Regions from separate parts of the Homo sapiens genome. Here all the other regions are linked to region 2. A link is a contact called in ENCODE Hi-C or POLR2A ChIA-PET data. All regions are on one chromosome and are shown on one strand. The core of a region is the stretch at or near the end of the contact, and the rest is flanking DNA. Distances in the headings are between cores, read along the strand shown.

Region 1 (2,700 bases), core at 131-2,630, 190 kb after region 2:
CATGTTCTTGATGAACTCCTGCTCATCATTCAAACTTAGCAAAAATATTGTTGAGAGATTATTATACACTCACTCCTCACATTTCCATAGTAAAGAAAGGGAGCATCCTCTGCACCTACCAGGAGGAGGCAATATTGATTAAGAACATTTTTAATCCCTCCTGTTCCATAAGGAAAATAGATCGACACACGGCCATGAACAAGACTGTCCTAGCCTTTATGGAAATGTTTAGTTTAGTTTAGGATCTATTTGTCTGGTGTATGCATGGTTTCTGCTACTCTTTATGGCTTCGCACACACAAAAATCATGTCTGGGTCAGGATCAAGGGCCTGCCTTTGCAAAGCAAATCTAGAAGGCTGTCTTTCTATATCCCAGTTCTCTGAGTTCCATGAGGGCAAGCATGGAAAAGCATGTGTCACAGACCAGGTTGGTATCACTTTGCAAATCCTATTTTACCTATTGGGTGGAAGCCAAGGTCAAATATTGGGAAAGTGGAGTAGGAAGGCTAATTTTGGCCACAGTTCTAAGCCATGATACAAACTTTATTTAGCAAATTGGTTATTAATTTGATCTCTTTCTGACTTCCTCCACTCATGGAGTGTGTTACTTACCATTTAATAATAATGCTATAAATGAATGACTGGTATTGGATGAATTTACTGGATGAATAAATAAATGACAGGTGTTGATCGCTTCCAATATTTCAGGGTAGCTTGAGAGAAAACACTTAGAGGGAGCTTTTCTGATTTTCCAGCTGAATTTTCTAAAAATCATAAGCAATCCATTAATAATACTAATCTGATAGAATTGAATAAAGAAATCATTTTCTCATGCTCCCTGTTTCCTTTCCTCTTAGCATGGACCCAGCAAGCAGTTTCTTCCATAATCAAAGGACCTTAGCTACTTGATAAACTGTCTCCAGCTAGCTTGCTTTACTAGAGCTTACCAGATGCTGGGTTTGCCGATTTCTTTAAATGCTACAGTTACATATATATCAATAACTTTCCTATAGTTCCAAATAAATCACCCACATTTATCACAAAACAATTACTTTCAGTAAGAACTTGGGACTGCCAAATAGAAACAAATTTTTAAAAACCTCAGTACATCAAAAATAAAGCAGACAAATCTATTTTATGATAACATAGGAATAGCACTTATTTATCCTTGACAATAGAGAATTTAAAGCAGAACCATTATGCAGCTTTGCTGTTCCCTTTTATAAACGATAAACATTCAACAAGACTTTATGGTCTTTACTGTGTTTTGAGCATGATTGCAGACTTTCAGCTAAAAGATAATCAGAACCTAAATTTGAAGTTGAGCTGTAAACCATGATACCATTGGAACATTTCCTCTGACCCACTCCAGATAACATTCCAACATCGTGAATCACCTTGGCAGTGTTTTGACTGTTGCCTTTCTCAATTGCATTCCCAGCAGAAAATGCTTTTATTTGACCAATTCAATCTTTTCAACTTTCACTTACCAACAATAGCTGATTGCTGTTGTCAAAAAAACCATGTCATAATAACAATGCACTAAACTCTTAACCTGCATGTTAGCTGCATATGAAGAGCTGTTGGAATTGAAGCAATCCTGCTGTGGATATAAGGGTTGGAAACATCATCTTGTTAGCTCTCCTTTCTCTTTCAGAAATTAATATTATCTGTTACATTTTTAGCTGAGGCATCATCTTGGGAGGGGGTTAGCTGCAAAAGTAGTAATCTACATTTTCACCAATATTTAACTATTGGTAGAGAATTTTAGACTTCACAGATTAAGAGTCTTTGTGAAATGATGAAACAAACTTTTATGTGCTTTTGAAGACACATGGAACGTAATTTCTATTCTTAGCAACAGTATTAATTATTATGATAGGAATTGCATTTTAGTACCTAATTTTCTGGGCACTGTCTTGGGTGCATTATCTAATCTGATTCTCATAACAACTCTGTCAAATAGGAATTATTATTTACAGATGATAAAATAATTCTGTGGAAAAAAAATTCTCCTTTTCATACAGCCAATAAGTGTAAAGATTACAGATTAAAAGATTAAATACTGTGTTTGAATTACTACCCTTTGCCTGAACACTTTCCATAGCTATTTTTTCCTCTAAACATTTCTGGCATCAGGACTTAGATCACTCTTCCCTGTACTGAAATGCAGTAAGACTTCCAGGATTTGGAGCGAGAAAAACCTCAAGGACTAGTGTATGAATGACCAAAAAGAATACTTTAGGAAAAATGGTTAGTTACTTCTGGATTTACTGAGCTTGGCATGAGATACCCTCTCCTAGTGCTAGTTACTCTCAAGATGCATCCCAATTTTCCATTTGGAAAACATAGCTTCCATAATAATAGCCCTAGCATACTCAATGAATTTGTTGAACAGAAGTGCATCCATTTTTAGCAGAGGTACTTCAGCAGATATTTTGGGGTATGTTTTGTGGGGGCTATTTGTAGTTCCATACGTTATGCTGTGTAGGTGGCTATCAATTCTGCTGCTTGGTAATCTTGGCCCCAAAGTTATACTGTTTCTAAGAAAAACAAACAAACAAACAAACAAACAAACAAAAAACCTTGGACCTTCTGGAGAGTACAAAGAGCAGTATTCTGGTTCCGGTTCCCCAGAAGTGGGAGAAACCAAGTAAGAAAAGAACCCTGCTGAAAGGACTGGTGCATAATCAGGTAAAAG
Region 2 (2,700 bases), core at 116-2,615:
CACTTTTTAATAACCAGATCTTACAAGAACTCACTATCACAAGAACAGCAACAAGCTATGAGGGATCTGTCCCATGACCCACACACCTCCCACCAGGTCCCACCTCCAACATTGGCAATTACATTTTAACATGAGATTTGGGGGAACAAATATCCAAACTGTATCAGAGGGCTCCAACTTTTTACTAACTATCAACAGGAGGCCACTCTCAATTCCTAGAGGCTTCTAACAGTTCTTGGAGGCCACCTGCCACTCCTTGCCACATGGGCTTATACAGTATAGCTTTTTACTTCATCAATAATTTATAGAATTATAAAGAGAAATAAATCAATCTATCATCACAGTAGAATATTGGATCTGGTATTTGAATTTACCCTACTTATGAGAAATTAGCCAACTACTGTTTCATGGATGCTGACTGAAAATACAAGGCTCTTGGGTCAGAAAAAAAGGAATTATTTTTCATGGCAAGCAGCATAAGCATTAGCATACTTCTATCAGTTCTCTTTGCCCCCAAGTCTCATGAGGGAAACAGGATGGGCTCAGATGGGTGCATAATGTATCTCAGAAATTCAGACTGGGGAAGCCACTGCTTTTATTACAAGCAGTAGGTGAGTACGCAGCTTTTCTGGAGGCTGGGGGATGGCACTTTTTCTCTCAATGCTATCAGTGACATTAACAACCCCCAAAAATGGCCCAGGTAAAAGAAGGATCAGAGCTTTGCAGTATTGGCACACCCAGCAAAATACATAGGAATGCAAGAGGTCCAAGGAGAACTGTATCTCACAAAAGATATTTTTAGCACCACCTTCTCAGAAATTTATAGAAAAAACTACACAAAATATCAGTAAACACACAGAAGATCTGAAAAATATTATAAAATTTGAACGAACTGATATTTACAATACAAAATATTAAGTATAGCACTCATGGTATGTTTACTAAGAGCATTTGCAGGGCAGTTAAGCAAATCACAATATATTTAAAAGAAATTAAATTATGCAAGGTATATTCTCTGAGCGGAGTAAAATCAAGTTAGAAATTTGCAACAATAAGGTATTTTACTAGTCAGGGTTCTCTAGAGGGACAGGACTAATAGAATAGATGTAGATATGAAGGGGAGTTTATTAAGGAGTATTGACTCACACAGACATAAAGTGAAGTCCCACAATAGGCCATCTGCAAGCTGAGGAGCAAGGAAGACAGTCTGAGTCCCAAAACCTCAAAAGTAGAAAAGCCAACAGTGCAGCCTTCAGTCTGTGGCCAAAGGCTCCAGAGCCCCTGGAAAACCACTGGTGTAAGTCCAAGATTCAAAAAGCTGAAGAACTTGGAGACTGATGTTCAAGGCATGAATCATCCAGTGAGGGAGAAAGATTGAGGCCAGAAGACTCAGCCAGTCTAGTTCTTCCACATTCCTCTGTCTGCTTTTATCTTAGCTGTGCTGGCAGCTGATTAGATGGTGCCCACCCAGATTGAGGGTGGGTCTGCCTCTCTCAGTCTAGTGACTCAAATGTTAATCCCCTTTGGCAACACCCTCACAGACACGCCTAGGAACAATATTTTGCATTCTTCAATCCAATGAAGTTGACACTCAATATTAGCCATCACAGATACCCAGGAAAACCTTGAACATTTGTAAAATAACAACTCACTGATAAATAATTCATGGGTCTTAGAAGACATTGCAATGAAAATTAGATAATATTTTTAACAGTGATATTGAAAATACAATATGTCAAACTTGGTGATACAGAGCTAAAGCAGTGTTTAGGGGGAAAATAATGGCTTTAAATATTTCTATGTGAGAAGAAGAAAGTTCCAAATCAATGATGCACCTTAAGAACCTAGAAACAGTAGAGCAAATTAAACCCATTATGCATAGAAAAAAAAAGAAAAATATAGAGTAGAAATCAATGAAATAGACCAGCAACCAAGAAAATTTTAGAATTAAAAAGTGGATTCTTTAAAAGGAACAATAAAATTGATAAGCCCCTACTAGACAGAACAAGAAAATACAGAAAGATAGAGAGTGTGGGTAATATCAAGAACAAGTGATGGATTATCATGGCATATCCTATGCATATTAAAAGAGTAACAGGAGAATGTTAACGATAACATTGTGCCAAAAATTTTAACTTCTTGAAATACAGTTTACCAAAACTGACACCAGATAAAACAGAAAATCTGTGATCTCAGTGCAGGCAAAATTTTCTTAGAAAAGACATACAAATATACAATAACACTTCAATAGAGTTTTTGAATAAAATGCAGACTTGGGAAGTAGATTCTTGGTACTATATTTGTTTTCTAACCATAGAGCTTTAAATACATGCATTAAGAAAACTCTAGAGAATATCACAGAAAGGTTATGATGATTAAACACACTATGGAAGGAAGCTTCTGATATGGTTCCCAATGATCCCCACCACTTACTATTTACCCCCTCATGCGATCTACTCTTCTTTAGGGTAGGCTACACCTAGTCACCTGCTTCAAACCAACAAATATGACAAAAGTGATGAGATATCACTTGTGTCTTCAGGTGTCTTCTCCCTTGCTCACACTCTTTCTGGCACTCTCTTGCCCACTTTCTCACTTGCTCTGATGAAGCTACGTGTCACGTTGTGATATTTTATAGAGAGGTACATATAGCAAGAAATTGCATGAGGCCTGTAGTCAATAACTTATGAAAAACTGGCA
Region 3 (2,700 bases), core at 135-2,634, 240 kb after region 2:
GTCTTCATTAAATAAAATTAAAGTTTTACCTTTTGTAGTGAAATTAGACAATATCGGGAAGCAATGACATCAACCCTTAAAATATCTTGGGTCCTCTTCAGAATCTATAATGACATCTTCTACTGCCTCTTCCTCTTATAATTAAAAATTTAATTTAATTTACCTTAAGCACCAATGTTCAAGGGAAATTTCTTATTAAATTTTATTGTACTTCTTATTTTCCAAATGTATAGCAACTTTTACCTCACTTTATATGAATGAATTTGGATATTGCTTCAAACTTCTTTCTTAAGCTCAAATACCTCTTTGGAGTTTATGTGCATAAAGTATGGGATAGAGTCATAAAAGCAGCTTTATTTCTATGTAGTTGATTGATTGGTAGAAGAAGTTTATTGCACTGCAGTCAGCATTATAAGCGTTACTGGACTATATTGCACTTAAATGCTTTCTCTGTGTGGGCTCTTTTATGTCTTTATGTATTTAATTTTATTTATTGCATTTCAGCTTTCTACTCCATGGCATGTCGATTTACAATATAGACTGTTGACTTATTTTAATATAAATTTAATAAATTTTAATAAAATTTTGTTATATATTTGGACATGGGATGTGAAAAACTTTTGTAGTGACAAACACTATTTCTGTTTTTGCCAAAACAGAGATAGTTTTGACAAAGTGACATAATCCCTATTTTACAGACTTTATTTATGATGGATATTTAATAAGTTTTACTAACTTTTCGAAAAATTTTCAGAGTGATAAATTTTCACAGAAAGTAGGGGTAAAAGCTTCTGTTCAACTCTGTCCCTGACTCAGATCGCCTCTAGCTTTTGCTTTCCTGTAGCAGAATTGAGAAAGGTGGGACCCCAGAAATCCTGGTCTTAGAAGAGCTGTGACCTCTCCCTAAAGAAAGAATGCGCTCTATAAACGAATACAGCTTACCACTCTACATTTACTATACAGTAGGGAATATGAGAAAATATAATAATAACTATAGTGCTTTAAGATTAAATGTGAGCTTAACCTTAATTAATATTTACAATATTTAAGTACTGGAGTTTTCTTAAAGCCACTCATTTGTTTCCATAGATTTCACTTTTTTCTTTTATACACCATATTTTATGTGTTTATGCATTTTTAACTTGTATAAATGGCATGATAGTTTAGACCTTTTATTTTCTTTTTTCTTTTGCTTAAACTATGTTTTTAAGATCTTTCCATGTTTATTTGTATTTCTAGTTCATTGCTTCTAAGCAAGGCATAATATTTTATGGTATGCATTTACCATACTTTACTTATGTGTTTTTAGGCAACCGTGTGAGTGATTCTTTCTGGATATACTCTGGAGACGAATTACTAGGTCATTGGTTACACCACTCTGATTTTTACTAAATACTGCCAGATTGTTCTCCAGAATGACTGTGCTAATTTCATTTCTACATTTTGGCTAACTCTTGGTATTACTCAACTTCTAATTTTTGTGACTCTGATGGATATAAAGGGGTATTTTAATTTGAACTTTTTTCTAGTATTAGGTTGAGCAATTCTTCAATATTTGTTCAGCTATTTGCATTCCAATCTGAATTCCTCTTCCTGTCTTTTGCTCATTTTTTTTTTTTCTATCAGGCTTCCAGTCTTTTCCTTGACTTCTTGTAAGAAACTCTTTTGGGGTGCCAATATTAATTCCTAATTAACTCTTGGTTTTGAAAAGTTCTTCCACCCTCCTGGTCTGTCAACCATTAGTCTATGGTAATTTTGACAAACAGAAATTCTAAATTTTGGTTTAATCTTTGCCCTACTGGCCTTTTTGGATCTTAACAAGTCCTTCTTCATTCCAAAGTCACAAAGATTTTTACCCATAATTGCTTTTATTAGCTTCATATTTCCTCCACTAATTTTTCCCATGAAAACTTTATTTTACTAAACTTTAGAGACTATTACATTCTCTCCTCAGAATTCAAATCTGAACACCTACATGATGTAGTAAACCAGCATTTGGGCGGAAAGTAATACGTGACAGGAAACCAGTTTTTCAGGTTTAACCTAAGTTTAGATTAAAAAAACTGGAGTCTGAGGGAGATTTTTTGAATATGTCTGCATAATTCTTTAAACAGGAAGGAAAAAATTGTAAGTGCTCATACCTCTTGACCTGATTCTGTGCCAGTAGCCTGGAGGCAGAAGTAGGTATTTAGTGCATTCAAACAGGTAGCCTTAGAGCAGAGAGATAAATGTTTGTATTTTCTTGGATAATGGAAATACCTTTATGTAGCAGGAGTTTACGTGCATTCCCTGTTGTGTGAATAACAATTTTATTTTTAAACATTTCCATTCCATTCTAGCCCCCTTTCCTTGTGTGCCTTTCACATAACAACTATATATTTTTGAGTTGTTGCAGTGTTAAAGTGGTAGCTTCATGGAAACTCTGAGCATATTTTTTTGCTCCACATTTTTATTTTTTGTGCATTTGTTGTCTCTTTAAGTTCTTAAATTAACCTAACTTATAAATCGAGTCCTATTAGTCTCCATTTATTTTCTATTGCCTGAAATTTGTGTCAAAAAACTCAGAGGATACAGCCCCAGAGGAAACAACCTATTTCCCAATTTTAGATGTTAATTCATTACTAAGCTTCTTGGATCTTAATTTTAATTTTATATTATATTTTGTTGTTTGATCCTACATCTCACCTTAAAAATGTGGTC

Evidence for each region. A loop is a pair of places that touch in the nucleus more often than their neighbours do. ChIA-PET counts read pairs that join two places held with the same protein, here RNA polymerase II (POLR2A). Pooled maps may share reads with other maps.
Region 1: a loop to region 2 is called in a map of PC-9, with 3 times the contacts of the local background. The contact joins two enhancer-like sites. A Hi-C loop is called at or near these places in 1 of 168 maps with a recorded cell type or tissue (PC-9). POLR2A ChIA-PET finds 5 or more read pairs at or near these places in 2 of 52 experiments (PC-9 and WTC11).
Region 3: a loop to region 2 is called in a map of PC-9, with 11 times the contacts of the local background. The contact joins two enhancer-like sites. A Hi-C loop is called at or near these places in 2 of 168 maps with a recorded cell type or tissue (PC-9 and naive thymus-derived CD4-positive, alpha-beta T cell), 2 of 37 single-sample maps with no recorded cell type and 1 of 50 pooled maps. POLR2A ChIA-PET finds 5 or more read pairs at or near these places in 1 of 52 experiments (common myeloid progenitor, CD34-positive).

The regions. Positions count from the first base shown.
Region 1 is chr7:115,086,216-115,088,915 of GRCh38, forward strand. The region is part of intron 1 of LINC01393 (long intergenic non-protein coding RNA 1393); the gene reads left to right. Among named protein-coding and RNA genes, the nearest start is that of LINC01393, 8.6 kb to the left of the region's middle. Within about 2 kb of position 1,381, at least 4 of the 41 ENCODE cell types and tissues checked have a DNase peak (open chromatin) inside an H3K27ac peak, as active enhancers do.
Region 2 is chr7:114,900,591-114,903,290 of GRCh38, forward strand. No RefSeq gene overlaps it. Among named protein-coding and RNA genes, the nearest start is that of MDFIC, 20 kb to the right of the region's middle. Within about 2 kb of position 1,366, at least 2 of the 41 ENCODE cell types and tissues checked have a DNase peak (open chromatin) inside an H3K27ac peak, as active enhancers do.
Region 3 is chr7:115,144,252-115,146,951 of GRCh38, forward strand. The region is part of intron 2 of LINC01392 (long intergenic non-protein coding RNA 1392); the gene reads right to left. Among named protein-coding and RNA genes, the nearest start is that of LINC01393, 67 kb to the left of the region's middle. Within about 2 kb of position 1,385, at least 4 of the 41 ENCODE cell types and tissues checked have a DNase peak (open chromatin) inside an H3K27ac peak, as active enhancers do.